Regions from separate parts of the Homo sapiens genome. Here regions 2 and 3 are each linked to region 1. Evidence: chromatin loops called from intact Hi-C (ENCODE). Cell type or tissue: natural killer cell. All regions are shown on one strand.

The links. Hi-C counts contacts between places; a loop is a spot of excess contacts. Peaks named below come from ENCODE experiments on the same cell type or tissue, not always from the same donor. Only the 100,000 strongest peaks of a DNase experiment are listed, where the experiment ranks them.
Region 2: it touches region 1 in a loop (7-fold over the local background); 4 of 110 quality-filtered maps call a loop at or near these places.
Region 3: it touches region 1 in a loop (3-fold over the local background); 4 of 110 quality-filtered maps call a loop at or near these places.

What each region holds. Positions count from the first base shown.
Region 1 is chr2:12,005,014-12,007,513 of GRCh38, reverse strand. MIR3681HG (MIR3681 host gene) reads right to left here and starts at 398. Exons shown (of 6, transcript NR_110196.1): 1 at 287-398. RefSeq lists enhancers at 317-611, 1,120-1,169. In natural killer cell, no CTCF peak of the experiment used is centred here; a DNase peak (open chromatin) is centred at 1,413; H3K27me3 peaks cover 1,432 bases.
Region 2 is chr2:12,063,103-12,065,602 of GRCh38, reverse strand. The region is part of intron 2 of MIR3681HG (MIR3681 host gene); the gene reads right to left. Among named protein-coding and RNA genes, the nearest start is that of MIR3681HG, 57 kb to the right of the region's middle. In natural killer cell, a CTCF peak has its summit at 1,339; a DNase peak (open chromatin) is centred at 1,182; H3K4me3 peaks cover 1,285 bases; H3K27ac peaks cover 240 bases; H3K27me3 peaks cover 185 bases.
Region 3 is chr2:12,056,292-12,058,791 of GRCh38, reverse strand. The region is part of intron 2 of MIR3681HG (MIR3681 host gene); the gene reads right to left. Among named protein-coding and RNA genes, the nearest start is that of MIR3681HG, 50 kb to the right of the region's middle. In natural killer cell, no CTCF peak of the experiment used is centred here; a DNase peak (open chromatin) is centred at 1,101; H3K27ac peaks cover 728 bases.

The DNA.
Region 1 (2,500 bases):
CTCAAGGACAGTGTGATCATCACCTGCATGTGTTTGGCTTCCAAATGAGGGAAATGAACCCAATGGCCCTTTGCACCCTTTCCACCCCTGGGATTTTATTGCTCTGACTTCAACTGATCAACAAAACAGACAAGACTAAATGTTAACATGTTTTTAAACACATAGAGACTCTTCTCTTAGAGGGGAGGGAAATTAACCCTCCTTTAACACAAAATTTGACCTCAATTAACCAAAAATTTTTGTTCTGTGTTTTTACGGAGACCATTGTCATAGCTGAGAAACCCACCAATAGCTAAGCATATTTAGCCACAGAAACTCCTACAGTAACTATGGCTCTTGTGAGCCAGGCCTCATCATGGCTGTGTCAATTTCCCTCTGCACTGAGTGAGGGGTCCCGGAACACAAAGGCAGAGGCCGCCTGGTTCCAACCTTCGATTACGTCATCCTGATGGAATGTGGACACCATTGTGAGGACTTTCTGCTTAAGCCTTGTTTTATTTAAGTTTCTAACATTCTTGGAGACTTAAATCTCATCTACAGTTGCTTGGAATCCAGGCTTCAGTTGGATTATTGAAGGGATGCAGTAAACTTATCCTCCTAAAAGCTGAACTCAGCAAATGGTTAAGCCAAAGCTATCCTGCCCCAAGGCTCAAAGCAAATCTTTCAGCTCATTACATTTAAAAGATTGCTAGCAGTCAGCAGCCTTTAGATTTATGTAACACTAAGTTATACACAGTAAAAGCATGTGCTAGTTACATAACAATGTTCACATGAATGGTTAAAATGGGACAGGTAAATCAGATGCAGAAAACCAGGACAAAAAGGCTCCCAGCAGCTTTAAAATATATTGTTTAAATTCATAGCAAGGAGATAATTTTTTTCCTTTTCTCTCCAACAATGACAGACATTTACCGAGTGCTCACAAAAGGCCAGGCATTTCTGCAACACGGGTCAGTAGAAGGAGCAAAGCCTTTGGAGTGAGGTTCAAGTGTAATTGGTATGTGACACTTGGCAAGTTTCTCCAGCCTCAGTTTACCCATCCACAAAATGGAGCTAGCCATGCCTACCTTATAGAATCAATGTGAGAATTAAATGAATCATGTTGCCAAGTGTCTGACATAAAATATATGCTCAATAAAGACCAGTTTCTTAGTCTGCTGCTCTTAGCTGATTTGGTCTAATACCCTGCAAGCCTGGGAATGTGGTATTATTATAATCCCCGTTTACCAGGTAAGGAAACTGGAGGTCTCTGCCAGGGTGACGTTGCTGTCATGGGGCAGAGGGGCTTTAATACATAACTCATTAGAGGCATATCTCAATTTTGCAACTCACAAACCTGCAGTTTGTGCAGGTCTTTCAGCTTCTCTGCTTTTCCTCTGGCTGCCTGCCATTTGGCACTTTCCCTGCTAATTAGCACCTCGACCACAGTACAGCAGGGGAAATCCAAAAGGGTGAGCTTCGGTTAGTAGCTGAATCATGTGGTTTAAGAGCTCTAGGGGAGAGACTTTTCTTTTTTTAAGTTTGGTAAAGAAAGAGATGGCATCTAAGCAGTGACACGAATATTTTTAATTATATTTGGAATTCAGTTCTCTATTATCGTGGCCTCCCACTAATAGGTAATTGAGAATGGATCATTATATTTAAGAAGCTGTCTGATCTTCAAGGTGATTAAACTTTATTTATATGCTGAGACTTTAAGTGAGAATGTGTCTCAAAATCATATCAGAATTCCTATTCATCTTAGCTATTACCACCAAATTGCACTTCTCTGTATTTATGATATGAAATTCACATGTCAAAGTTCTAGCCCCTAATGTGACTGTATTTGAAGACAGAGCCTTTACAGGCTTAGTTAAGGTTATAAGTGTGGGGTCCTAGTCCAATAGGGCTGGTGTCCTTACAAGAAGAGGACATTTGGCTGGAGACATGCATGCCTCTGAGACAAGACCATGTGAAGACACAGCAATAAGATGGCCATCTACAAACCAAGGAAGTAGGTCTCAGGAAAAACCAGCCCTGCTGGCACCTTGATCTTGGACTGTCAGCCGCCTTTCTGCAAGAAAATAAATTTCTGTTGTTGCAGCCGCCCAGTCAGTGGTATTTTGTTATGGCAGCCCTAGCAAAGTAATATACTTCCTTTCTAAGGAAATTAGTCAAAAAAAAAGGAAACCTCTCTGTCCCTTCATTTTCTAACCTGTAAAATCAGGAAAATATTAGTTCCTCATTCACAAGGGCATTGTGAGGACAAAATACATTATCATTTAGTATTCAGAATAGTACCAGAAATATTCATAAGCACTTTAAAAGTGTTTTATTATTGTCAATATCGTTACCACTAATAGCACTACCATCACGTCTACCACCACCGAGAAACCTAGATTGTAACATACAAAAGACATGGAGCATTCTGGGACAATGGACGGAAAATTACGTGGACAGAATCATTTGCAATTATTGCTCCCCAGGTCCAGACTCACCTGGGCATCCCTTCCCAGCCCAG
Region 2 (2,500 bases), 58 kb before region 1:
CCTCATTGGTTTGCTGAGCTTCACATGTGATTACGTGCATGACAGCCTTTGAAAGCTATCTTGGAGCACCTTCGAGGGCCATTACCACGTCCCTACCTACAGATTCGCTCATAGCACTCAGTCACAATACGTAGACTTCCCTCCACTCTCCTCCAACTAATCGCCTATCTACACATCTCCTCCCTGCCTTCTCCAGGGAGGCTTCGACAATCACCCCAAGCTGTAGCTACCATAGTCTCTTCAAAAGCACCAGGCTCAAATCTAGAAGCCTTTGCTTACCATCTTCCTGTGCCAATACTGTGAATACAGTGATGGGATATACTGTGGATTCCCCCGGAAAAAGCAGACCCTGAGAGCAGGAGTCACATGCAGGTAGTTAATTTTAAAGGAACACTGTCAAGGAGATGAAGAAATGATATGGGGGTGGGAAGGCAGTCAGCAAAGGGCCTGTCCGGGCCTAGCTTCATGGCATGCAACCTGCACAATTCCACAGTGCCCGTGTGCAGAAGGCCTCCTGCTTGATTTAATGCTGTGGGGTCTCTGCTTGAAATTCTCAATGATTTCATCCTTGAACTTTAGTATATGGGCTGTAGAATAAAAGTTGTATAATTTTGGTAATTCCACATGCTAGTTAAATGCTCTCATATTTGCACTTAAAACTGGCATTGCACACTATAAAGATGGAAGATAAAACACATTGCTAATAATTTAAAGTTTTCATTTTCCTCACTTAGAACAACATTAAACAACAATTTTTTTAAATACCATGAAAAATTGAGGGAGAGGCCATGGGAAAAAGGGAAAAATTTTTATTTTAATATTCTTAATAGCACTTTTCCCTTGATTTTTTAAAAAGTGGCCCTACATTTTCACAAATTATGTAGCCAGCCCTGGAAGTGTTACTAAGCCTGGTAATACGGTGAGTGAATGATGCTTAATAAAGCAGGGAAGCTTGGGAAAAGTGATATAGAACACAGGCCTCTGAGCTATCCCACTTGAGGAATGAAGAGCTGGGGTATTTATACACCCACTTCCATCATGCCTCAGCTAAGAACTGCTGAGGGGAGATGGGGAGTTGTTAACTATACCTCAACTAGCTTGCCAATGACAGAAAGTCATCTGGACTAAGACCAAAGGATGTGGACAGGGTGTTGACAGTAATAGCGAGGAGGTGATAACCTCAGGAACTCCCAGTGCAATGTAGGGAGAACAGCAAGTAAGTCAACAGGCTGCATACCATGTGTTAGGTGTAGTTACAGAAATAAACACCAGGGCTTCGGGAGCACAGAGGGCGGGTCCCCAGCCAAGCCTGGCCACTCCACTGAAGCCCTCAGAGCGCAGGTGCCTGGTCAGAGCATGCAGAGAATGGGCTTGCCTGATGAACGGGAGAGAAAAGAAAACTCTAGGTAGGAGTCCTTATTTATTTTCTATCACTGCTGTAAAAAAAGATAGCTGATTTAGTGACTTACAACAGCACAAATGTATGATCGTCTTACTCTTTTGTCAGAGGTCTGGTACAGGTCTCACTGGGCTAACAGCAAGGTGTCTGAGGACTGCATTCCATCCTGTTTGAATGTGTTTTCTCTCTCATTCAGGTTGTTGGTAAAATTCAGTTCCCTCTGGTTCTGGGCTAAGGTCCTCATTTGATTAACGGTTGTCAGCTGAGACCCTTTCCCAGTTTCTAGAGGCCACCTGCATTCCTTGGCTTGGACCCTTTGTCTATCTTCAGAGTCAGCAGCAAAGGGGTGAGTCCCTCTCACACTTGGGATGTGTCCTGCCGCTGCTTCTATTGCTGCATCTCCCTGACCGACACCTCTTTGTATCTCTTCCATTCTTTCTTTTTCTATTGAAGTGAAATTCACATAACATAAAATTAACCACTGTAAAGTGAACAATTCAGGGACATTTACTACATCCACGATGTTGTGCAAATCACATTTTCATCACTTCTAAGTAAAACCCCTGACCCATTAAGCAATAAAACCACCATTCCCTCCTCTCCCAAGCCCGTAGCAGCCACCAATCTACTTTCTGATTCTATGGATTTACCTGTTCTACAGATTTCATATCAATGGGATTACACAATGTGTGGTCTTCTATGTCTGGTTTCTTTCACTTAGCGTATTGTTTGAGAGGTTCATCCGGGCCATGGTGCGTATCAGTACTTCAGACCTTTTTGTGGCTGAATCATTTTCCATTGCTTGTGTAGACTGCATTTCATTTATGAAATCATCTGTCAATGGACATTTGGGTTGTTCTCACCTTTTGGCTATTGTGATTAGTGCAGGTATGAACGTGTATTGGAGTATCTGTTTCTAACTCTTTGGGGTATATACCCCTCATCTATTCTTAAGGGTTTATATAATTATGTTGAGCCCATCCAGATAATCCAGGCTAATCTCCTTATTTCCACCTGCAAATATGTCATGTGACATAGATTCCAGGTATTAGGTTACAGGCATCCTTGGGAGACCATTTTTCTGACTCCCTCAAGACCAGT
Region 3 (2,500 bases), 51 kb before region 1:
ACTCTGTTAAGAAGGCAAGGAATGTTAGCCATACAAAACAGGTCTACAGAAATGATGAAAAGCCTTCATACAGAGTATGTGGAGAGCTGAATGTGGACATTCACGTATGCGGTATTATTCTTCTTCTTTTTTTTAATTATAGTGGCTAAATCAACCAGGACCATATTTGACTTTATTTTGTGCATTCATGTCTAGAAATTTTTAAATCTTACTAAGTAAAGGTATTGTTCCATGTATAAAGAAACTATCTGTGAGATTTAGTTCAACTCTCTTGAATTTTGGAAGCTAAGTATGATGGTGAGGATGATGACAGAGCTTTGAATTGCATGCACCTTCTGTGTAGCAAGTACTGAGCCGGCCTTTGACACGTATCATTTCATATAAATCTCAGAACTGCCTTGAAATTAAGCATTATTAGCCTCCTTCTTCAGAGGAAACTGCAGCTCAGGGAATGTGTGCTGTATCTAACGTCACATAGCTAATAAGGGTCTTAGTATAGCTCGAAACTGAATTGCGTCTCTAAAGCTCATGTCTTTTCAATCCCTAAGCATCCATCTGACATGGATGAAGATTATGATCAGTCACTCAATCAACAAAGTGCTTTTAGAACATGTGATGAGCACAGGGAAAGAGCAATATATTGAGGCATTCCCAAGAAAGTGTACAAAGGTCCTGGATGAGTATCCTAGGATCCTGGACTCAAGCTCCCAGCAGAGTCAACCCTCCACCAACAAGCCCTGTGGCCTTGGACAAATCTCCTACCCTGGCTGGGTCTCACTTTCCTTGTGTGTTTCATCTGTGATGACAATAGCCTCCTCACAATCACACAGAGTTGGTGTGAACATTGGATGAACCAGTGTGTAAGAAAGCGTTTTGTAAAGTGTCAAATGCTGTAGAAATCTGAAGTGCGAACTTGTTTTTTCCGACAAGTTTTAAGGTAAACAGGGACTGGAAAAATTACCAGAGGTTTTCTCGAGCAGGAAGTGGAGTGAGAAGAGGCAGAAGGAGCCCCGGGTTGTCAAGGGCCCCCCTCTCTTCAGCGAGGCGACCATGCACACAAAGGAAGCTGAGTCACCCCTGCTCGGCAGGACCCCAAGGCCATCAATTGAGTCTGCCTGTGAGAAAGCGGAAACCCAAATCCTGCTGTCCCCACGGCCCCTCCTGCTGCCGGCCCCCTGTGGTTGGCCAAGTCACCCTCAGGGCCCTGTGGTTCCCTTCTGTGGCTCAGCTGACAGAAACAGCTGGCGTGGTCCATGCTTCACCAGCCTGCATGCCTCTCAGGGTGGGTGGTAAGAAGTCAGAGGGGCCACTGCAAACCCAGAGACTCCAAAGTGACTCCTCTGTGGCTCTCCCCCTTGAATGAATTCTGCCTGCAAGGACATGCACCTGTCAAGCCACTGCTTTGGTTTATTTCGAGGTCACATGCAGTAGGAGACCTTCATGGCACCATTTATGATGAGGGTCTCATAGGAGGTAGAAGGGACTAACTCGAGGGGGTTCTGGAAGGTCCATCTTCCAATTACCTTGAAGCATGATAAATCCCCCACAGCTTTGAAAGCCAGAGGCCCTCTGTGGAGAACAGGAACATCTCAGAGCCCCCACACACTCAGCAGACAGTTCAGACCCAGAGACATAGGCAGTGTCGGCAGAGACCGGTGTTCCTTCAGCCAGCTGTCTCAGTCTGGTCACCCCTGTCTTTTGGCCTGAGAAGCCAGAAGACAAAAGTTAAAGGGAGGTGGGTAGCCATTTAAAAGGATAATTTATTCAGGTATCAAGAGGAATATGAATCAAAACCTTCCTAGAGCTGTCCCCCAGGCCAGGGCAGATGGAACACGAAGCCTGTGGAGTCACCTACACCAGGGGCCAAGCTCCTGCCTCACCACTTCTTAGCCAGTGCCCTGGTACAAGGCAATATAAACTCACTGGACTGCCATTCTTTCTCCTATTCCAAGGAGATGGTATCTACCCCACCCTAGTTCAGCCCCCACATGGGGCTGTTGTGAGGATCAAAAATGATGTATCTAATGGAAATGTATCTATTAGGTTCTCAACCTAAGGAAACCATATTATTATATGTACTGCTATAGGGAGGCCACAGCATCAGTGTGAAGTCAGGCTTGATCTGAACTGATCCAGCATTATCAAGAGGTGATCTGGTATGAATGCTTGAAGTCAGAGAGCAGCTGCCTCAGACTTTCAGGTACAGAATGGACCATGGAAGGCAGGAACAGACTCTAACCCTCTGAGTGGGTATCAGAGTCCTATTTAACAAACTGGAGCTGCAGGCAGGGCTCCAGAATTAATTGTAAAGCAATGCTCCGGCAGGATTTGAGGCAGAACCTCTGCATCACATCCTCAGAAGGTGGGGCTCAGCCTCTAGTTAAAGTCTCTCTTCCCAGACCCTTCCCTGCTCAGGTGAGGACCTCAAGAAGCCCCCACCTCATGTCCATTGCAGTCCCCTGCAATTCTAACCTTCTTGCTAATCCCATAATCCATCCCT